Linked DNA regions of Homo sapiens: all the other regions are linked to region 4. The links are chromatin contacts, found by Hi-C or POLR2A ChIA-PET in ENCODE. All regions are on one chromosome and are shown on one strand. The core of a region is the stretch at or near the end of the contact, and the rest is flanking DNA. Distances in the headings are between cores, read along the strand shown.

The links. Hi-C counts contacts between places; a loop is a spot of excess contacts on that map. ChIA-PET counts read pairs that join two places held with the same protein, here RNA polymerase II (POLR2A). Pooled maps may share reads with other maps.
Region 1: a loop to region 4 is called in a map with no recorded cell type, with 11 times the contacts of the local background. The contact joins two enhancer-like sites. A Hi-C loop is called at or near these places in 1 of 168 maps with a recorded cell type or tissue (heart right ventricle), 21 of 37 single-sample maps with no recorded cell type and 6 of 50 pooled maps. POLR2A ChIA-PET finds 5 or more read pairs at or near these places in 2 of 52 experiments (OCI-LY7 and activated B cell).
Region 2: a map with no recorded cell type shows a loop between it and region 4 (17-fold over the local background). The contact joins two enhancer-like sites. A Hi-C loop is called at or near these places in 3 of 37 single-sample maps with no recorded cell type and 4 of 50 pooled maps.
Region 3: a loop to region 4 is called in a map of GM12878, with 2.6 times the contacts of the local background. The contact joins two enhancer-like sites. A Hi-C loop is called at or near these places in 1 of 168 maps with a recorded cell type or tissue (GM12878), 4 of 37 single-sample maps with no recorded cell type and 10 of 50 pooled maps.
Region 5: a loop to region 4 is called in a map of Calu3, with 4 times the contacts of the local background. The contact joins two enhancer-like sites. A Hi-C loop is called at or near these places in 2 of 168 maps with a recorded cell type or tissue (Calu3 and IMR-90) and 7 of 50 pooled maps.
Region 6: a loop to region 4 is called in a map with no recorded cell type, with 11 times the contacts of the local background. The contact joins two enhancer-like sites. A Hi-C loop is called at or near these places in 10 of 37 single-sample maps with no recorded cell type and 4 of 50 pooled maps. POLR2A ChIA-PET finds 5 or more read pairs at or near these places in 1 of 52 experiments (activated naive CD4-positive, alpha-beta T cell).
Region 7: a loop to region 4 is called in a map of GM12878, with 8 times the contacts of the local background. The contact joins two enhancer-like sites. A Hi-C loop is called at or near these places in 1 of 168 maps with a recorded cell type or tissue (GM12878), 27 of 37 single-sample maps with no recorded cell type and 9 of 50 pooled maps.

What each region holds. Positions count from the first base shown.
Region 1 is chr15:69,666,987-69,670,024 of GRCh38, reverse strand. The region is part of intron 1 of PCAT29 (prostate cancer associated transcript 29); the gene reads right to left. Among named protein-coding and RNA genes, the nearest start is that of PCAT29, 76 kb to the right of the region's middle. RefSeq lists an enhancer at 961-1,040. Within about 2 kb of position 1,709, at least 9 of the 41 ENCODE cell types and tissues checked have a DNase peak (open chromatin) inside an H3K27ac peak, as active enhancers do.
Region 2 is chr15:70,433,754-70,437,021 of GRCh38, reverse strand. No RefSeq gene overlaps it. Among named protein-coding and RNA genes, the nearest start is that of LINC02205, 71 kb to the left of the region's middle. RefSeq lists an enhancer at 500-549 and a silencer at 1,360-1,563. Within about 2 kb of position 1,486, at least 4 of the 41 ENCODE cell types and tissues checked have a DNase peak (open chromatin) inside an H3K27ac peak, as active enhancers do.
Region 3 is chr15:69,574,756-69,577,800 of GRCh38, reverse strand. No RefSeq gene overlaps it. Among named protein-coding and RNA genes, the nearest start is that of DRAIC, 15 kb to the right of the region's middle. Within about 2 kb of position 1,610, at least 2 of the 41 ENCODE cell types and tissues checked have a DNase peak (open chromatin) inside an H3K27ac peak, as active enhancers do.
Region 4 is chr15:69,978,005-69,981,036 of GRCh38, reverse strand. The region is part of intron 2 of LOC101929129 (a long non-coding RNA gene); the gene reads left to right. Among named protein-coding and RNA genes, the nearest start is that of MIR629, 100 kb to the left of the region's middle. RefSeq lists enhancers at 723-782, 1,613-1,672. Within about 2 kb of position 1,581, at least 3 of the 41 ENCODE cell types and tissues checked have a DNase peak (open chromatin) inside an H3K27ac peak, as active enhancers do.
Region 5 is chr15:69,468,085-69,471,117 of GRCh38, reverse strand. No RefSeq gene overlaps it. Among named protein-coding and RNA genes, the nearest start is that of LINC02896, 6.8 kb to the right of the region's middle. RefSeq lists an enhancer at 2,576-2,775. Within about 2 kb of position 1,542, at least 14 of the 41 ENCODE cell types and tissues checked have a DNase peak (open chromatin) inside an H3K27ac peak, as active enhancers do.
Region 6 is chr15:70,317,969-70,321,183 of GRCh38, reverse strand. No RefSeq gene overlaps it. Among named protein-coding and RNA genes, the nearest start is that of LINC02205, 190 kb to the left of the region's middle. Within about 2 kb of position 1,568, at least 10 of the 41 ENCODE cell types and tissues checked have a DNase peak (open chromatin) inside an H3K27ac peak, as active enhancers do.
Region 7 is chr15:70,486,105-70,489,132 of GRCh38, reverse strand. No RefSeq gene overlaps it. Among named protein-coding and RNA genes, the nearest start is that of LINC02205, 18 kb to the left of the region's middle. RefSeq lists an enhancer at 2,337-2,396. Within about 2 kb of position 1,517, at least 8 of the 41 ENCODE cell types and tissues checked have a DNase peak (open chromatin) inside an H3K27ac peak, as active enhancers do.

The DNA of each region.
Region 1 (3,038 bases), core at 460-2,959, 310 kb after region 4:
GGAGAAGGAAGGACTCCATGTGGCCTGGAATCGTCAGGACAGGTTTCCTAGAGGAGCTGGGACCTGGGCCTCCACTGGACTTGCTGCGTCTGATCTCAAGCAGAGCTGAAGGTGTCATTATTTGCCAAGTACGCCATTGTTCTGAGATTCAGTTTCCTCATTTGTAAATGGAGATAAGCATAACTAATTTACCAACAGATCACACACACAGAGCTGTCCAGCAGGATGGAAGGAAGCGAGGAACCCAGAGATTTGGGTCCAGTCAGAGTTCTGCCACTATGGTGTTACCCTAGGCAGGTCACGTTTTGTCTCTATGATTTTGTCTCCTCATCTGTGAAATGGGAATTTTTTATTTTGAAGTCACTAGGTGAGTCACTTCACCTCCCTAGAAGTTGCTTCCTCATTGGTAAAATGCCTGGTTGTAGCTCTCCACGTTTTTTTCTCTTGGGTTTAAAGCCCCTGTGGCTTGGATTCTAAGCTAGGGCCCACCCTGTCCCCATACCCTCTCCACCCACCATGCCAGCCAAGACAATACACCCTTGGGGAACCATGTTCAGGTCCAGAGAGAGAACAGAAATGCTTCTGGGCCATATCCTCTTTCCAGATGGCCTTTAAGAGAAACAAGAGGCACAGGTAACAAGGAGGAAGAAACTGACCTTGAAAACACTATGAAACATAAGCCAAACTCTCCCAGATAGCTGCTGGCAGGGTCCCCCCACCCCGGCCCCCATCAGCTACAGAGGCACTTCAGAGCACTTCCTGTCTCATTTGGGGCAGGGCTGGCCAGGATGCTCGTGCAGCCCAACCCCAGCCTGGGTAGGGTGCTCTGACCACAGGCCGGTCACATGTAAGGGCAAGCAGAGGACTATTTTTGATCAGTGGTTAGGAGCCAGTGGCAGGTGACAAAACATGGTGAGCGTGAGCAGCCACAAGTGGGCCCTGGGCTCCTGGGCATGGAACTCTCCCCACTCTTGGCTTCCCACTTCCTGGGGTGCATTTCTCTCTTACAGCCCCACCCCACACCACCACCCTCACTCAGTGGCAAACTAAACACTGTCCCTCCTAGCCAGACAGGGGTCTACACCTGGGACACCGTCAGTGGGGTGTTAGGGTTAGGTTGTTTGCCAAGTTCAGGATTGGGACACTCAGCTTTGAGCACCTCCTGCTATATGGAGGGCTCCTCAGAAGGGGAGGTCTGGAGACTTACGGCCTAATTTCCCTAGTCTCTAGAACAGAGCTCCACTTCCTAGGGAGCTTTCTCCAGTGCCCTCCCCACCATTTCCTCCAATATCACCTTCTTCTCAGGAGGAGGGGAAAAGGCCACAGGAGGAAGTAGAGGAGGGTGGGCAGGAGCCAGCTGGGGGATCAAGAGGGATCAGATGAGCACAGAGCCAGCTGATGGGGCTGCACACACCAGCCTCACCCTCTTTCTGCCTCTTCCCTCCTCCTCCTTTCTTCCCCTCATAGACGATAACTGAGCAGCTGCCATGTGCCAGCCCTGTCTGAGTTCCTGCGTATGCACATCTGCCTCACACTCAGACTCTGCACTCTGGCCTGCTCTCCTGCTGAGGCAGAGGGACCCTGTGGCGAGGGAGAGCAGAAAGAGCTCCTCAGCCTATGAAACTGGCCACTACCACAATTTTAGAAATGTGGTCACTGAGGGCCTGAAAAAAAGCCTTGCCCAAAGGCAATCCTCTTGGGACCAAGGCTCCTGCCTGCTGAGGCTGACGAGGTCCTGGCCAGGCAGCACAAATTCCATGCAGGGATGTCCCTGGGGCCCCTGCTGTGCACCCAGCACTGTGTTGGACTGTGGGGACACGGGGTGAGTCAGGCCTGATCTGGGGATGGGGACACAAACACACACAGAGCCAACTCACTCCTTGGTGCCTGAGGAGAAGCCCTGGCGCTGGAGGCACTTAAGAAATGCCCAGTGACCTTTCACACCACAGAGGGCACAAGCCCCCTGAGGTCCAGGGTACCATTGGCTTGCTCTGCCCTGTACCTGCATGTCAACATGGAGCCAGGAGCTGACCTCTGTTTTTGAATCATTAGCTCCTGAGTTGAGGGAATGTGGAGGAAGTGTCTGGGGGTGGGAGTCCAGACACTCATTCAGCGGCTGAGTGGCCCCTGTTCCACTTGGCAGCCCTAACTGCCCCCTCCCCAGCTTCCCCCTTTCCCAGCACCCTCCCACCAGCACCGTCCTGGGCTCCTGTTACTCAGGGTTCAAAAGACCGGAACACGAGCGATGGAATGTCAGGACAGGAGGGCAGAAGAGGGATTCAGGATAGACTAGGTCCTGCAGGGCCCCCACCCCCACCATGTGGCAGCCCAAGGGTATTGACAAGCCTTATGGTGAGCATCCCAGTGCTGAGGTCCAGAGAGGTACAGTGCCTTGCCCAAAGTCACACAGCAAGAAGGGACAGCAGTAGGCCCAGAGCCCCAGTCTCTGCTCTCATCTCAGACTCCACCCACTCTTGCACGCAGGTGGCTTCCCCAGCTGGTTCCACACGCTGGGTGGATGTCCAGGCCTAGCGTTCCTACAGCTCAGAGAGTGCCTGGTCGGCGGGGGGGGGGGGGGGGCGGGAATGGGAGGGTGCAGAGGGGGAACAGGAGAAAACAGAAAGTGCCAGTGATTCACATTTCAAAATGTCGTGTTATTCCAGGCGCTTTCTCGCTTTGCCACCACCTTCATCCACCCCCCACTTGCCATCTTGAGAACCGGCTGCAGGGTGGCTGGGGCGGGGGGAGGAGGAGGCTGAGACCATCATCTAAGGAAGCTGTGTTTCCACCCTGCCCACTGAGAAGCCCGAGGGTGAATGAGCAGTCGGATGAGCACCGAGCTGGGAACCAAGGGGCCTGGGTGCCAGCCCTGGCTTTGGAATTGGTTGTTGTGAGACCCTGAGCAAGTCCCTAGGCCTCTCTCTACTTCCTTTACATACTTCCCCAGCACGTAAAATGGGGAAGTGGGAAGAGTTTGTGGCTCCCACGACTAGTTGCATATCAAAGCAAAACAAAACAGATTCTTGGACTGCATCCCC
Region 2 (3,268 bases), core at 237-2,736, 460 kb before region 4:
AGGTAAACATCTTCCCAAACTTCCTCTATGTATACACACAGACAAAAAGTTAGAAGGATATAGTAGAAATAAAATAAAATAAATGAAGATTTAAAAAGAGGAAAAAAGACAGAGAAATAAGAATTAACTAGTCTACCTTCTTTCACTGGGTATAGTCAAGGCTGTTTGCAATGCTTGGAACTCTGGCAACTGTCTTGTAACCATGAGGAAAACTAGTCTGAGGCAGCCGACAGACTGAGGGTAGCAGAGCAGGAAGATGGAGATAATCTGAGTTTTGGTGATGTAAGGTAGCTGCTGGCCTTCACATACAGACCACCATGTGATAACTCTGGTTGTCACATGTATGCTTTTCCTGCCTACCTAGACTCTAAATTCTCAAGACTCAAAACTGAGTAATAATGAAGCCAGTCTGTGGGATGTAAGGGCAAGAGCGTGGGCTTTGGAGTTGAACAAAGCTGCCTTTGCATTACAGCTCTGTGAGGGGGAGTTACCTAATCCCTTGATGCCTCATTTTTTTAAATCTCTGAAATGGCAATAATAAACCCGCTTCCAGAGAGGTGGTAAGCATTGCATTAGATTGCATATGTAAGGTTTCTACCACAATGCCTAGGACAGGAGGGACTCAGAAAATGATATATACATGATTATATATGAATGAATCTGAGAAAATATGAAGTATGCCACTGAGTGAAAACACAACATGGTACTTTTATTTCTTCAGTCTTTTTAGCACAAACTAGACAGACTATGAGAAGCAGAGTTCTATCTCTGAAACTTATGGGCAGATTAATTTGGGGCAAGTTCTTTTACTTCTCTAAGTTTCAGTTTCTTCAGCTGTTAAACTGAGACAAGAATATTTGAAGATTAAATAAGGCCATGCCCAAAGCACTTGCAACATGGTAGGCTCTCAATAGACACTAGTTTCCTTCTTCATGCTCTGCCCCTCCACAACACACAAGACACAGACGTGTGTTCCATAAACACGTGCTCTCTCTCTCTCACACACACACATACCTAGAACACACCCACACAAATGGACATGCACAGACACATGGACCCACACATGTGCAGACACACAGATACACAACTTTCTCAGCCCCAGAATCTTCCAGGAGGTTTTAGAAGTAGCTGTTGCTGTGTCTGTCTGCAAGACCTGTTTACAAGGCAATTATGAACTCTTTTCGCCAAATGTAGGATCTTCAAACAATGAGCACTGTTGCTTAAAGGAAGACTATTCCTGGGGGAAAATACTTTAAATGTAATTATGTCTTAGCTGCACATCTAGTAAATAACTAGACATGCACTGCTTTGAATATAAAATGTCACATTTTTGCAGATGGGACAGACAAATTTTGGCAGTCAGAGGAAGTCAGGAGAGAGAAATGAAAGAAGAAACCACATACTTCCTTTTTATTTACCTGATGTAACTGGGCCTGGCCCCGGGGGCATGGGGCTGGGAGGGCCCTGAGGGCTGGCTTTGGCTGAGACAGGTGCAGGGAAGGTGAGAAGCAGGCTGAGGAGCACAGAGAGGGAGTCTGTGTCTTGATTTCCTTTCTTGTTTACTTCTTTTGTGTCCTTTCCCACCCTCGTCACCCTGGCCTCAGTCTTCATTGAGTCTTCCCTGGGCCGCATCCTCACTAGTTTCCCCAATTGCATTCTTTCCTCCTCTGACCTGTTCTGTGTAACATCACTAATCATTTGTTCCCTGAAATAGCACTTTCCTCTTGCCACTCTTGCTCAGAAACCTCCCTATTTCTCCCTTTCGCGTCTTTGCTTCCTTGGCTTCTCAGTGGAATGAAACAGTCTTTTCACCAGGACTCCCCAGCACGCAGCTGGGCAGTGCAATTTCCATGGTCTCCAGAGCAGTCTGGTCCTAGAAACCATGAAGTCCAGCCTTAAGCCACAGAGCTACAGTCATGTGTCTTTCAAAGCCCAGAAGACCTTGTTCATTGCATGACCTGGACAACTCTCCTGACCTACCTTGTACTCCTCTTCCCAACCTGTCTCTTCTCTACTGATTTTTCTTTCTGTTTCACCTACCTTGGCTACTGGGGCTGGTTCCTTTCCCCTATTTACCCAACTTTGACCTTTGGCTTTCCTCCTAGCAGGAGGTTTGGATTTTCCCTCTGGCCAGGCTTTCATTCCTTTATCTACTAAGTACTTATACAGGACTTACTGGTGCCAGGCTACATTTATGGAGGCACAAAGAGTGTCTCCTATCTGGAAGAAGAGGCCATTAGACAATTCACTGTGTGTGTGTGTGTGTGTGTGTGTGTGTGTGTGTGTGTGCGCGCGCGCGCGCGCGGGTGGAGCGGGGGGGTGGTTGGGGGTAGGAAGATGCACAGAGGAATAAATTGTTGTCCTTGAACTCTGGCAACTAACCAGAGGTCAGCCAATAGTATTTTATCCTTAATTGATTTATCAGATTAAGCTTTAATGGAGCAGGGAGGAAGTAGGAGCAAGCCAGGAAGCCATTACAATGGAAGAGATTGTGCTCAAGAATTCCATTTGATCTTCAAACAACCCCAAGAAGGAGGGGTTTTCCCCATTGTCCACCCAGGGAAGCAGGCTCAGAGAGGCCAGCTGACTTTCCTAAGGTCACCCAGCTGGCAGTAGAGGGTCCTGGCAGCCTGATGGCATTGTTGGGTGCACTCCTGAGGCCACGCTGATCCCAGGGCAGGGAAGAATGCCAGGCACCCCTGGTCAATGTCGCTTCCTGATCAGCCTTCTAAGGATCGTCCGGGTCTGCAAGTCCCTTCCACGGGTTGACTAAAGCTGCCTCTTTGCTCTGGAAACCCTCTACCTTCCCTCACTGGCTCATCTTCCTGGCTTCTCTTTGCCTTGGCCCTGGGGGCGGAAGGGGAACAGCTGAGTTGTCATCTAAGCTTGCATCTTCCAGGGCAGCAGAGGAAAAGGACATTGATTTATGATCAAAAAGGCGAAGGAGGATGCCGTGGGGAGGACGCTGGTCGGCAGGGGTGGGTGGGCGATAAGAGAGAACTAGAAAGAATAAAAAGAATCCCTAAGCCTTAAAAACAGAGCTTGCCCTCTGATTCCTGGGTAGGCGTGGGTTGAAAATCTTTCATGTAAAACTGAAATGGAATCACGAATGAGGAGAAATCATCTTGGGGCTTGGGTGTGCCTTACAGGACTGAATTAAATTTAAAATGTATTGATTTCCCCTGCTGATTAACAGGCCTGGCACGCGAGAAGGGCGGCAGCCCAATAAGCAGCTGGCACCGCTGTCCCAGTCCACCAGCGTCCCCTG
Region 3 (3,045 bases), core at 361-2,860, 400 kb after region 4:
TCCACCAGGGACTGGAGGTGACAGCACCAACAAGTCAGGGGGAAGGAAAACAACAAAACCCATCCATCAGGTCCCAGAGGTTTACAGGCAGCTAGAGAGAGACGAGTCTCTCAAGACCGATAACAAGCCAGGGCAGCTTGCAATGAGCTCCGCAGCGCCCTGGTGACCTCCAGAGCTCAGAGGAACAGGGGCACTGGGGAGGGCGGGGGAAGCTTAGGAGGTGGCCTCCTCCCATGCTACCACCCGACCTTCCAGGGACTGAGCAGAATGGAGGCTGAAGGATTGAAGGAGATGCTTTGCTTATCCAACCAAACCCCACCCAGAAGGTGCCTCCAGAGCTCCTGAGGTTCTTGCTGGGAAGAACCTGGTGCCGCCTTTTAACTATGGAGCCTGAGTGCTGGCAGTGGTGAGGGAAAAGGGTAACAAAGGCAGCAGAAAGAGGCATCCCCACCCAGCGAACAGCCAGATGCCAGGCGGGTGTTCCCTTCCCCACCCCAAGGTGGCTGCCTGCAGTGTCTACGTGCTTGTCTTTCTGGAAGACAGGCCCTACTAGGGCTTCAGAGTCAGGCCCAACCTCCTGCCCCCGCAGGAAGGAGCAGAAATGCAGAGCTAAGAGCACCTAGAGAAGGCAGGAAGGGCAGAGATGCAGGTGCACAGGCAACCTCTTCTGTTTGACTTTGGGCCAACTAGGGTTAGGAGTAATGGACTTAACCTGACCTTGGTCTTATATGATCCAGAGAAATGTAAATACTGAAACACAGGCCAACAGTAAAGCAGCAGGTGCAGGGAATCCAGCCACTCCTGGCAAAGTGTCATGGTCCAGCTAAGGACTCCCAGTGACCCAAGCTTCCCCCACCTGTCTCCTTTACCTTACAGGTAGCACCTTCCTCCTCCTTCCTATCCCTACCCCAGGGCCAGGCTGTCTCTCTCTTCCTGACCAGCAAAACCTGAATCTTAGGTTACAAACTCTGGAAGGGGCTCAGAGCTTGGCTGTCCCAAAACCCACTTTTGCAGAGGAGGAAACTGAGGCCCAAGGAAGAAAAAGACCTACTGCAGATCACCTGGCTTCCAGGCTCCTAGCACAAAGCTCTTTGTACTGACGAAGCTCTCAAATCCTGAAAACATCTGCTGTTAGTCCCACCCTCTCCAACCTCCATCCTTTCCCTTTCCCCAAAAAAACAAGAGCTGCATTTTCAGAATTGAAAGTAGGGTGCTAAATGGGCAAAAGTATAGTGGTGGGATCTGAGGCATGGAAGAGGAAAAGCCACAGGGGATGGCCTGAAAACACTGCTGTGTGCTGAGTCAGGCTGCCTGTGCCTGTTCTGCTGTATCCTGGCTCCTGGCTTTCCTCCCCACCCCTGGGCCTGACAGATGACAACTGAAGGTGGGGCCAGCCCAAGAGAGAAAGGGCCAGAGGAAGTTGTGGTGGGTGCCCCGACCCTGGTCCCTAGATATTGTCTGAAGCCTACTGAAGGGTGAGTCTGCATCTTCCAAACACTTGCCCACAACCACAGTGACAGAAGAGGAGCGAGATCTCTCTCTGCTGTAGGTCCAAATGCTACCCTCCTACAATACCAGCAATACTGATGCCACCAACCCCCATGATGGCACCAGGATGGGGAAGGCAGAAACAGGCCTCTGGTGCCCTCTGCTGTTCAGCACTCCCGTGCCACAGCCTGAGGGTTGGCACTGTGGCTGGCAGGGGGACCCAGGGAATGTCTCCAGCCCCTAGGGTTGCCCCAGCTTTTAGCAGCCCTCCATCTACTTCCCAGAAGGATCCAGGAAATGTGTGATGCTGAAGCCCTGGCTAAGGCAATGCACCCGCCAGATCACCCAGGGTGTGGTGTAGTAGCAAACAATCCCCAACACGAAATGGCTCCAAATCAGGCAGGTTTATTTAGCTGGACAAGCTCTGTGTCCATTTTCTAAGATCCAGGTTGAGGCAGTAGCCACCACCATCTGGAATGATGCTGGCTACAGTGACTGAGAGCAAGAGACTGAGGGCCTCACACAGACAGTGAAAAACTTCCACTCACAGCTCACTGGTGGGATCTATCACACAGCCCCACCCAAGCAAAAGAGGCAGAAAGTGCAATCCCACCAGGTGCCCAGAAGTCAGGAGCTAGGGACACTGAAAGGGCACATTCCTGACTACTGATGGCTTCCGGCTCATTCTCCCTCCTGCAAGCAAAGTACCTCATCCCTCCCCAGGGAACGCAGCCCTAGATCCGCCCCAGGGGCAGCATCGTCCTCAGGTGCAGGGTCTCAGGGCGGTATGTTGGCATCCCATATCAGCAGTGAGGGGCAGTAATCCCTGCTTCACACGTAGATGTGGTGCCTCTTGATCCAGTGACCTGCAACCTAAGAATCCCAGTTTCCTGCTGCCTGTTAAAATTCAGTCCTCAGTGGTACAGCCAGGGCTAGAGAGTGGCAAAAAAACACACCAGTAGGAAAGCAGAAAAATGAGAGCCATATCTCAGGGGATACTGCTCCATGGCAGCCCTGCCATCCCTGGGCAGACTTTAAGAGTCCCTGTCCTGGAGGTGGGCATCGTCCTTGATCAGGCAGCTCTGGCCTCTCCCCTGGGTATCTCTCCTCATTGGTTTTTTCTGTGCCCTGCTCCCTTCCCCGTCTGTCTGGCTGCCTCAGTTTCTCCTGACTTAATACCTTGTGCTGTGTGTGGCTCTGTAATGGCCACCTCACTCTTGAGTCTCCCAGACTTCTGAGTGGTCCCAACTTAGGGTCTCAGTTCAAATTCCAGACACACAGAGAGACTCCCATTTCACTGGCCTAACTGATTATTCAGAGCCAGGCACACAAGTCACAGTTATGTCCAGTTTCCGAACGGGCCGTCTGAACAGGGGATGCTGGAGAGACCCCACGCTGCCTGCACATCTGGTGGTGTGGGAGGAGAGCGTGGGCACAGCCATGAAGGATTGTTTTCTCTGAAACACAGAGCGTGGAGTTGCCCTTGAATGTACTCTGAAGACACATGATTTGGGAGGAGGAAGTGAGGTTTGGCCTTCCCCAACCTCAGACTGCTCA
Region 4 (3,032 bases), core at 332-2,831:
AGGGGACAGGAGACTAGAGAATTTACTACTCAATTCTGTGCTGTAGAAGAAGTGAAAAAACAGATACCGACAGCCCTAAACCTCAGGGAGTACAAACACAGCTGAGAAAACTTTAGAGAAAACCTAAACATATCGTGAAGTTGCTTGTGTGTGTGTATGTGTGTGTGTGAATGACTCCATCTGAGAGATTTGAGCAAAGTCCATGAGATGGCTGGGAAGGTAAATGACCAATTCCTTTCTAACTTCAGATTTCCTGTTTGCAAAACCTCACCAACATATCTAGAAAACCTAGAAAACATTAGGCTTCTCAGCCTGCACAGAGCAGCTTACAATGTTTATTCATGAATGAAGAGTTGGGTGCCCTGTTGTTCCTGGGTGGAGGGGAGACAGTTCATCTCCAAATGGCTCAGCCTTGGGCTCCACTGACTACACATTCTCTTTGTTTGTAGTAACAGCCATGCACTCTGTGCATATGCATGGTATCACCTGCAGATGTCCCAGTTCCTGACGTCACCCTGGCTGCAGAGCCAGCCTCAGGCCGAGCTGTGCAACCAGGGCAGAGGGAGGAAGGGGCGCTGCTGACCTGGACAGGGCTGAGTTCCAGTCCGCTTCCGTCACCACACTCCCACTGTTGGCCTTGGACAAGCCCCCATCTCTCTGCAGCAGCCCCTTCATTCCTACCTCCTTGAGGGGCCTAAACTGGATCATCACTTCTGGAAATAGCCATTCTTGTCCCACCTTTGAAGGTGTCATTTCTCAGCACCCCAGACTATTAGTCAGGGAATGTTTTCTTTGAATTGACTCACTTTTAAAATACACCATTTATGTCAACTTACCATTTCTGTACATGATGCACCATTTGCTATAAAGGGACATTGAAGTTAAAACCCATGAAAATAGTAAATGTTCACTCTTGTACCACCTAAAGTCAGGGTACATGCCTGCCATTGCATGAGTGCACACCCCCAGGGGAAACCTGCGTCCTGGAGCCAGGCGGCTTCTCAAGTATGACTGTGCGCCGGAAACACCTGGAGACCTTGCAAAAATGCAAATTCAAATTCAGTAGGTCTGGGTGGGGTCTGAGATTCTCTGTTTCTGACAAGGTCCCAGGAGATGCCGATGCTGCTGGTCCACAGACCCTACTTGGTGTAACAAGGTCACATGGGTTGTCCAGCTCCCTATCGTGGGGGCAGGGCAAGAATGTCAACAGAAACACAGCACCAAGTCCTTCTGAGAACACGGGACGTGAAACACAAAGACCATGTCTAAAGATTCAAGCAAAGGCTTCATATCAGAGGAAAACTCAGAGAGCTATTTCACCTTTTCTCCCAAATATACATTTACTTTATATTTACTTTATGCACTTAGAACTTTCGGCATCTCTGTTTACTGCTTCACATACCTCCCCACCTCTTCCCTAATGCAAAGACCTGAATCTGGAAAGCCACATCTGTTGGGAGCTTCGTCAGAAATCATGCTGGCCATGCTTGCAGGCTGGGTCCAGCTCTTGCTGGGAGGTGGAGGCCAGGGCTCTGCATAATGGCATCTTCGGGGCTTTCCCTTCTCTGACCTCCTGCCATGCTCAGACAGAACGACACGCCATCTGCTGACTCACCGTGGCTTCATGCATTCATGTCCTGTTTTCCCAGGTGGTCACAGCTCTAGGAGGAGACAGTAAGGGGTGACTGGAAGGGGAGGGGAGTGAGATTGCCCCTCTGGGACCCACACACACTGAGGACATGATGGGCTCTTGATAAAATGTCACATGAGCCCAGGACAGTTAGAGAGGTTGGCTTTATAAGTGGTACATTATTTATGATGGCTTGAATGGGTCACCCTTATGCCCATTTTCTGGAGGGAAAAACTGGCTCCAGATAATGCAAAGTCATGCCCCTATGGCGTCAGTTGCAGGGCTCAGAAGTCCTCTCTTCCAACCCAGTTGCTGGCAGGTCATGACCACAGGCCACCCAGCCATTCCTAGCCTCCCTGGTAGAATTCAAGGCTGCCTGTATTGTGCATCTGCTGTGTCCATGGCACTCAGGGAGGATAGTAAAGGCAGGGCCAGAGGGGAATGAGGGGGACTTGCTGGGGAGCATGATGGTCACGTGCTAAGCAGAGGCCTGACCTGAGACCTCAGGGTGGCATTCCTTTGGGTACTACAAGGGCTGGAAAAGGCCTCTCCCCTGCTTCAAGCCCAGCCCAGCAGGTAGGTGGCCGAGCCAGGCCCACATGCTGATCTCTGCTCTCTGACTGGTGCAGTTTCCTTTGTGTTAGATCATCAATTCCTCAGCCTTCTGTGGCTTCTGTGATTTCCAAAGAGCTTGCCCTGATGCTGAAGCCGGCCTGGACTGGGCATCAAGAGGGTTTCAGCCTGATAGCCAATGGCCGGCCGCATGACAGCGAGAAATTGGCTTCTCTCTCTGGGCCGTGGTGATCTTCAAAGTTTCTTACAGCACTAGAATTCTGCTCTTTCTTTGCATTACAAATGGAATACATACTTGTGAACATTTTCAACAATATAGAAATGTAGAAAGTAAATATAAACAAACAAAAAATGAAGTCATCATCTTCTTATTGCTGCTAGAGGAAGCCATTGTGAATAGTTTGATGTGTTTCCTTCCAAATGATTTTTTCTCTACGTATAAACATAAATAAGCATATGTAGGTTTATTGATCATCTTAAAATTTATTTTTTTCACTTAAAATACTTTCCTGTGATCTTCCTGTGCCATCATATATAAATCTACTTTATTATTTTGAAGTAATATATCTTGGACATTTTTGCATCAGTAGATCCTTTTCAATGATAAATAGCATTTTGTATCATGGATATGCATAATTTCTTTGGGCCTTTATATTATTTCCATTTTTTTTGCTATTATAAACAATGCTGAAATAAACATCTTTTTACATGCATTCTTACTCACATGTGAATATGTTTCTTTAACATGAATTCCTGGAAGTAGAACTGCCAGATAAAAGAACACACACATCCAAAATTTTGAAAGATGCTGTCAAAATCACCCTCCCAA
Region 5 (3,033 bases), core at 293-2,792, 510 kb after region 4:
CAGGTGGAGTGCAGGGGACTTTTAGGGGAGTGAGACTGCTCTGTGTGATGCCTCAATGATGGATGCACGTCATTCTACATTTTCCAAATCCACAGAATACACAGCACCAAGAGCAAACTCTCATGTAAACTATGGACTTTGGGAGATGATGATGTATCAATGCAGGTTAATGGACTGTGACAAATGGACAACTCCCTGCAGGTTTTTGATGGTGGGGGAGGCTGTGCATGTTGTAGGGGTAGGTGATATATGGGAAATCTCTGTACCTTCTGCTCAATTTTGCTGTAAACCTAAAACTGTTCTAAAAAATAAGGTTTATTTTAAAAAGAAATAAGTATGTAAAAACCTCTATACCTGCCGGTGGTATACCTGGGGTGGGGGTGAGGGGCAGAAGGGTCCATCCCCCAGGGTCAGGCAATGAGTCTGTAGAGAAAGTAACAATAGTGATAAAACTGAGTAGAAGCCAGTCTGGGCCGGGCACAGTGGCTTACGCCTATAATCCCAGCACTTTGGAAGGCCGAGGTGGGTGGATCACCTGAGGTCAAGAGTTCGAGACCGGCCTGGTCAACATGGTGAAACCCCCATCTCTACTAAAAATACAAAAATTACCCGGGCGTGGTGGCGGGCACCTGTAATCCCAGCTACTTGGGAGGCTGAGGCAGGAGAATTGCTTGAATCTGGGAGGCGGAGGTTGCAGTGAGCTGAGATCGCGCCACTACACTCCAGCCTGGGTGACAGAGCAAGACTGTCTCAAGAAGAAAAAAAGAAGCTAGTCTGCTTCTCATCCTGACCATGCGCTGGCAATTCTTAATGACATCAGTGATAAAGCACCCTTCCCAGCCCCAGCCCCAGCCCCAGCCCCAGCCCCAGTCCACCATTGATGCAAAGCAAGCAAAACACTTCCAGAGCCCTCCAACTGGCTGCTCCTAAGCCAGCCCGAAACCCAGGGACTAAGGAACTCAAGAAATGCCTGAGTACAGCAATCAGTGAAGAACAAGAGGCTTAAAGTTATGATCCCCTGAAGCTGACTCAGAGATGTCTAGGCAGGCCTGGGGCCCTGGAACAAAGTGTAAGATCCTTTCCTGGAGCAAGGCAGGTCTAAAGTAGGGCCAGCCAGGAGTGATAGCTCAGGGAATCTCAGAGAGCCCTTATCTATCCTGTTGCAAGCATGGGCTCCCCCAAGGCTGGGGGCAAGGCTGAGCCTACGGGGTCATCTACAGATCTTACCTGGGGCCAAGAAGGCTGCTGGAGTGGGACCAGGCAGCCTGAGGCTGTGACCTCCTACCCTGGGCAGTTCTGCTCTCCCATGGCTGTGGGGCCCACACGCTGTCCCCGCTCTGGGGAGCAAGGCATGCAGGCACCAAACATGGAGTCAGGAAAGGAGAGGACTTAGCCAAGCCTACACATCAGGCCACCCTCGCAAAGCCCATTCTTCACTGTTCTCTCAACACCACCTTTTGAAAGCTTCTCTCACGTGAGCTCCGCCACCTCCATCCCTGCTGAGTGGCCAAGTCACCATGCTCCCCACGGAAAGACCCCAGGCCTCTGTCCACTCTTGCCCAGTCTCTGACCCCTTTTGCTGAGTGTTTGATATGTTCCTGGGGTGAGGGCCATCCCATGACTTTCATATTCCACCAAGGACAGTGAGTACCAAACTGACGACCTTCATCCTACTGGACTGGGAGTCAAGAAGGCATACTCTGTTACCACTTAGCTATGTGGCCACAGCCACGTCACCTGCCCTATGAGCTTTCTCTTCCACAAATGTAAAACCAAGAGGGCTGGATGCTCTCTGAGGTCCCTTCTAAATCTAGCATGCTGAGCTCCTCTGGGTATATCTATTGCCCATCCCCTCAGGTAGGGGATGCCAGCCCAGTGCACAGTCCAGAGGAGACACCACACAGAGCAGAACACAGAGGAAATGGTATTAGCTGTGTATCTCAGGCTGTCCCCAGGGCTGGAGAGACTCAAGGAGGCTTCTGGGCAGGCTGAGCAGAGAGAACACTGCAGAGGGGAGAGATGCCACGGGTCAGCTGGGTGAAGGCATTTGCTGGAACTGAGGGAGCGCTCAAGGGAAGTGAGGAGAGTCCTCTCCCCAAGAGCCTCCCCCACAGCCACTTATCCTGTCCCTCTGCTCTGGGCCCCACCCCCACCTCTAAGTCAAGCAAACCCAACTTGTTGAAAGCAAGCAAACAGCCACGGAGCAAGACGCACACACTTCTCACCCATTCCCAGCCAAGGGGAACGGGCTATAGTTTGTTGACAGAGAGAAAAGTAATCAATTTTTCATTACCCAGTGAAGGCAACAGAATGTCTCAGGATGTCAACAGTTTCCAGGCAACAAAGACAAACCAAATACACAGGCCCCTCACCTGAAAGCTGTTTCCTTTACAAGCATCAGCTTGAATGAGAGGAGGTAATGAGAGAGGCAGAGGCAGGTGAAACCACTTGGCAGCCGCAGCGTATGAGTCAGACGCTGGGGCTCTGTGGTTGTCTGCAGTGACCCCATTAGCAGATCTCATCAGACTACGTACGACTCAAAGCAGAGCCTGCACTGGGGGAGGATTCAGGCACAAGATGTCGGAGCAAGACCGGAGAGAGTGGCTAATGTGGCTTATTCATTCATTTATTCAGCAAACATTTTTTAGGGCTCTTAGGCCCTGGGCTCAGGCCTGAGGCCCCAGTCTAGCTGAGGAGATGAGCGTGGAGACAGCGTCCCCTTACCTTAGGGATGAGAAGACTGACAACCACAGAGAGGAAGTGACTGTCCCAAGATCACAGAACCACACGGGGCACTTGGCAGCTGTGCCGCAGGTCTCCAGCATGCAGCAGGCCTATGCACATGGAAGGAGGCTCAGGAAGCGGCCGGCACAGACGTAGTCTCATCGAGAATTAACACAGGGAGCTTTCCAGAGACCTTTAGCAAAAGTGTTCAGATACTGAACCTAAAAAGTAAAAGGAGATCATTAGAATCTCTTATGGTGCCTATATTATTGTTATTTTTAACTCTCAAGGTGATTCTAACCAAAACAG
Region 6 (3,215 bases), core at 319-2,818, 340 kb before region 4:
TTTCTGACATTGAGCCAGAACTGCCTCCCAGTAACTTTGCCCTTGGTTTTGGATGGGTCTCTAGGGCCTCACAGCTTGGGTATCTTCTTTCCCACGACAGCACGTTAAAGGCTAGAACTCAGCCTCCCTGTCTGCCTTCCGTTGTCTGTTCTTCCTCAGTTCCTTTGTTCTTTTCTTGGGGGCCTTCATTCATTGGTCCCTCATCACTGGGGTCACCTTTCCTTGCCATGTCCAACACATCCTAGTTGGTCAATGTCTGTCTTAACATACGATACCCCCAAATTCATCACAGCACTACAGTTGAATTGCTTTCTAAGATCTGAGCCCTGTGCCATTAATTCCTCATCTCTAAAACTCAGCTTAGCTATCCAGGCCATGTAAGCCAGAGAAGAGGGAAGGAATGAAGTCTTCTTGAACCCCTGCAATGCTAGCCAAGTTCTTTCTAAACACTCAGGGCTCAGAACTGCCCCAGGAAGTAGATACTCTCCTCTTTGTTTCACATATGGAGGAACCTGGTTTTCTGACATAGAACTGAAAATAAGGAAGTAAGCAAAACAAGTCTTTAAGGACGCTGAGCAGAGGCCAGAAAGTCACCCGGAGTCTATTATTTACTCTTCCTTTACATTCATTTCTGCCAAGATTTTATTTAGTATCAGGAGAACTGATTTTAAATCCTGGCTCAGCCACTTTCTAGCTGTGTGACCTCAGGAAAGTTAGTGTCTAAGGTGACTAACCAATCCCAAATTGCCCTGGTCTGTCCTGGTTTTAAAACCGCAAATCCCATGTCCTAGGAGATCACTCCATTCTGGGCAAATTAGCACATGTTGGTCACCCTATTCAGTCAATTTTCTCTTTGTGATATCAGGATAACAGTAACCCACCTCACGAGGTTGTTATAATTTTAACTGAGATAATATATTTGGAAGACCTGGCAATGTGCCTGGCACATAGCAGATACACAATTAATGTTCTGTTTAATTTGAAAGCCTAGTTAATTATGACAAATTAGAAAGAAGTCAAAGACTGAGAGGTGGCCATGAGCAGTTTAACTGGAAAACCATTTTTAAAAACACCTAGAAACATAAACGGAGACACATAGTAGAGGGTCGTACCGTGAGGGTCTCAATGTCCTCTGTACTGTGAATATCTCACTGGAGTTCAATGAGCCATGGTAATTGTCGTCCTTGAGTGGGACTCCGCAGGACAGAGGAATAACTAAATCTTCTGCATTATACTATGTGTGATAAGGCAGGGTAAGGTGGGATACATTGTGGAGTAAGTGCCACATGAAATTTAATGAAGTCTTTAGATCTTTAAGCGTAAGTATTCAACCCTCTAACAGGATGGCAACCAACCAGCATGGCAGAGGGAAGGAGGACTGAAGAGGGTCCCAGGAGAGCCTGAGTCTGCAGTCAGCTCACTGCCTAACTATAGACAGATTGTCCTCACAGTTCCGGTCCTGTCTCCTCATCTGTGAAATGGGGAAGAGAAAGTAGACAAGGTGTTGTCTAACAGAAAGGCAACAGAGTGGGGTGGTCAAGAGCACGGATCCACCACCCACTAGCTGTGTGAGCTAGGACAAGCAAGCAAATCCACCCTCTGCACCCTGCTCTCCTGGCCTGTAACCTCGTAGAGATGTTGTGAAGATTTTATGAACTGATGTACTTCCTGGTGCATGTTGAGTTCTCAGTAAGGATCAGTTCTTAAAGTTAGTATCCCTTCTGGGTATCGCACTCCATGACAAAGAGTATCATCTCTTTCTCTCCCCTCATCACCAAGGGTTAATGCAACATAAGCTTTCGCTTGAGTGTTTTGTAAGTTTCTTTTCCCTCCCCAGCCCGCCACATCACTCAGCTGGCTCACGTTGAACTTGAGGCAGACTAAAACCTCCTGATCTTTTTTTATGTGAATTGCAGTCCAGCCAGGTTGCTCTCATCCTGTTCTTGTGCAACTGATTTTTGGAAACTACATTCAAGACATTAGATTTATTGATGCTACATTTCATCTGGTTGCTTTTGACCCAGCATTCTTGACTGTCGAGATCATCTTGAACCTTAATTCTCTCATCCCCTCCAGCTTTGAGTCATCTGCAAATTTAATGCATATGCTTTCCATATCTTCAGATCACGGGCTTAAAAAAGCTATTTTACAGATAAAAATAAAGATAGAGATATAGGCCACTAGATAGATCAAGAGGGATCTTGTATGCCAGGCTGAGCAGTGGGGATTTTATCTTGTGGGAAGCAGGGGCTCTTGATCCTCAATCAGTTTTTAAGCCTTTTCTGAACATACCCACTACAGACGCTCGTATGTTGTCCCTGGATCTCAGAGTGTTTTCACTGATGACAACAAGAGTTCACCCCTCAGCCACCCTAACTGTGGCCTCTTCTAAACTACTGAACTCACCGCGAAGGTCTGAATCCCTTCCTGTCTGTACCACATGCAGCCCCAAGGCCCAGTCCTATTCTCCTCCCTCTTGTTGCTTCCCAAACTGAGGCCACCCCTACTTTGGGGCCTAGCCAAATACCTGTTATCAATCCAAGAAATCAATTCTCTCTCGTTGGTTCAGGAAGGCATGGACCATGATGACTTTATGTGCTTCCCACTCACGTTTCCATTTTTACAGGGGACTTCAGTGTCTGAACTGGAAGGCCAGAGCTGTGGTGGATCTGCTGGTAGCCACCTATAGCTGTCTGGATCTCTGCACTGCCCAGGGCACCACGGGCATGTTATATCACAGCACAGTGCAACCAGCTGGTTCCTGGGCATGACTACAAGTCGTTATGAAAAGGCTGAGGACAAGATGATAGGGAAATGTGAAAAGGAAAATTCTAGAAGTAATTTTCATATAAATTAATTTAAATAACAAAAAAAACAAACATTTAAGTTTCTCCAGGTAATCTGGCAACTCTCTGGTACTGTGCTAACCAGGCAACCATTGGTTAGGGAGCTTCCAAAACTCCGTGTCCACTCCAGGCCCCGCTCCAGCCATCTGGCCAAGCACACTCAGCTTCAGGACACAATGAGCATAGCCAGTCCCTCTTTGATGTCCTTGGTACCAGAACCTTCCCATTTTACCCCACAGGACTCCCAGGATTCCTTTCTAGGGAAGAGTTTGATGATGATGATGGTGAAGATGGTAAAGAAGAGCAGTTACCCCTGATTGAGTGCCTTCTGTGTGCCAGGCATTGTGCCAGAGCCTCTAAACAAACCAT
Region 7 (3,028 bases), core at 268-2,767, 510 kb before region 4:
TGTAGGTCTCTTGCTTCATCTCCCACCTCTCTCCCCGCGCGGCAGGGCTTCAGGCTCTTCCTGCACCCCTCTGGCCTGGCTGCCCCTCTCTCCCATTCCCCAGTGGCATCTGGTCTAGGGTTGGCTGATAAAATAGAGGATCCTAGTTAAACTTGAACTTCAAGGTAAACCACACTTAAGTATAAGTATATCCCAAGTGGTGTAGGTGTTACTCACCTGCAATTCACATGTGGCTGAGCATCCTGTATGGTCGTTTGCTAACCTGGCAGCCCTAGTCTAGTCCATCCCCTCTGGACCTGAAATCTCTCAGGTCAAGGATCTTGTGCTTCTGGGCTATTGATTGAGAGAAGGGGGAAAGCTATCTTCCATGTATTTTATTTTAAATAAGTATATCTATTTTAAGTAAATTTATTTTTTTTGGAAAAATCCGCTTGTTTTAAGTGGGGTGTCCTGGGAACCATGTTCCCTCATCTCTTTCTTGCCCCTTAGTGACCAGAGGGTGGGGATGTTAGGAAAATTGGAAGGGATGGTATTTTAAGTCAGAAAATTGTAGGTTTGAGCGTAGCATCTGTCACTGATTCTGTGACGTCTCAGAGCATTGCTTTCACTGCTCTGGCCTCAGTTTGTTTCTCTCTAGATGGGGGCTAGGACTTCATCTGCCTCCCAGGTGGCTGTGGGATTCATGATGCATGAGTTATGCTCATCATGGACATATGTGCTAGCCATGTGAGGGGTTAGGTTAATAAGGCTCCATTGCCTGTGGTTCCAGAGTCACCTGGGCTGAAGGGTAGGTAGATGTGGCCTAATCCATAAGCTCCGTGCTGGTCAGAAGTTTGCTGGGCAAGTGAGTGAGTGCCAGATCTCTTAATTTCTTGGGCCTGCCTGGTTGGCCATGCAGTTCAAGGTTCTGGTCACCAGGGGTCAGGCTTGCACACGGATGGCTAAGTTCTGTCTTTTATGGTGCTCCAGGGAGCCTCCAGACTGTGAGCCAAAGGGACGGTGAGGATGGGGGGTGGCACATTTTAAAAAATGTGGATCTTGGAGCTGTAGGTCTGTGACCTGCAGATCTGGGAGGTCAGACGTTATTCTCTCTCATATTTACATCTTGCTTGGTACCTTCTGGAGAGATCCTCATCTCTTTGGCCCTTCACCAGGAGACTCCATGAAGGAATTGGGTTAGGTGGCTGGGGTTTGGAGAGAATGCTGGGCAGGGGTTTTGAAGCGCATTTGAGTCTTAGCTCCAAGTCTGCCCCTTACTAGTGTCCTTGTTGGCTCTATTACCTCCTGGGCCTAAGTTTCTTCTTCAGTGGAATAGGGTAAAAATACCTCCTCTGCAGAGATGCGTCAAGATCAGTGAGTAGAGGTGGGGCAGGGATAACTTCTCGAGGCTAGCCCAGCCCTGTCTAGAATAGCTTATGATGAAAATGGAGAAATAAGATAGAAACACAGGGAAAGAGCAAGTGTTGTCACGGGGCATCATATAATCCCTTGCTAAGTTGCAGAAGTGAGCACTAGGGTTCGGAAGAGAGAGAGGGCAGTCCAGAGAGGGGAAATTGCTGGCTTGAGCTCACATAGCCAGAGGGATAAGCGCAGGGTCCACTGGGCAGGTGGCTGAGCTGGGCATTGGAAATGAACAGTAGATCAGGCACCCAAGGCAGGTGTGCCCAGCTGATCCAGGCCACAGCATGTAGGCTGCTGGGCCCCTGCAATTTCAGATTCAGTTCTGTGTGTCTCCTGGGCACCTGCTCTGGCGGTGGGAGTACATGCTCTCCAGGCATGTGTGTGTGCTTCCCATGTAGTGCAGTGAGCAGCAATGTGGCTTCAATCTTTGGTCCAGGCACGGACCCAGCACCCAGAGAAAGCGATTTTCCTGCTTGTGGTTTCCTGGCCTCCTCCAAGAACCTCACACGTCCATGTTGCTCACAGAGAAAGATGGATCACTCTGGGGGTTCCTGGAAGAGTTGCTGTCTTTGAACAGTCCCTCTCTTGCCAAGACCCCTGCCTTCCTCCCGGCCCCCAGCCTACTGCCTCTCCGCAGGAGGACAGCATGTCCTGGGCCTCTGCTCTCTGGCCTCAGTCATGGTGTGGCTGGGTTGCTCTGGGGACGCTGAGGGTTCTTGATCGCGGCCTGTCTCAGGGTAGGTCCCCATGGATTGCCCTCCCACCCCTGGCCAGGTTGCTGTGGTTTCCCCATCAGTAGAAATGACTCCTCACCCACAATTGCATCAGTCCCTCCACAGACGCAGTGAATCATGTTGCAAGATGTGGTTATGGACTGCGCCCTGTGCTCTGGTTAGGGGCTGGTTGGGCCGGGCCAGGGGTGAGGGAAGTGTGGGGGGTTGACCATGTTTTGACTTGAACTTGGGAGAGGAAAGAAAAACCCAGGAGAGGGCCTCCAGGGGTGGGGTGGGGTAGGTGTGAGTTGACACTGAACTCATCACCCATGGGACTGAAGCAAGTATCCAGTAACCTTAACCGAGACCACACTGGGGAACCTTCTGGCTTACTCACCCTCTGGCCCTACCGCTACCACCAAGAGAAAAAGAAGTGAAGAGAACGAGCTGGTTCATCCTCTAGTGCATTGCAGCGGCGTGGGGGAAACCAGGGAGATGGGTTGGTTTGCTTTCTTCCTGTTTCTCTATTTGAACTCCCTGGCTTGCTTCCCTTCAGCTGACACATGGTGGCCATGGGCTGAGAATGTCCAACCTCAAGAAGAATTTCTTCCCTCTCTCCACTTCACAGGCCAGGCTCATAGCTGCCCCTGGGTAGGAACTATCTGCAGGGAGGTAGACTCCAGCTGCTTGGAGTTGTATGACCCTTCCCAGAGGCAGATCTACCCATTTTTCAGTGGAGAAGATGAGGCCCAAAGGGAAGTTGCCGGACACTTTGCTTCCGCCTCTCTCTCCCATGCCCTCCTGTGCAGCTGAGCTCATGGCATCAGAATCTCAGGATCTTTCAACACTTTCCAGCTGGGCAAGGTGGGAGTGAGTTGGCTGTGTCTTCTTGTTAATTGTCCATGCCTTTATTT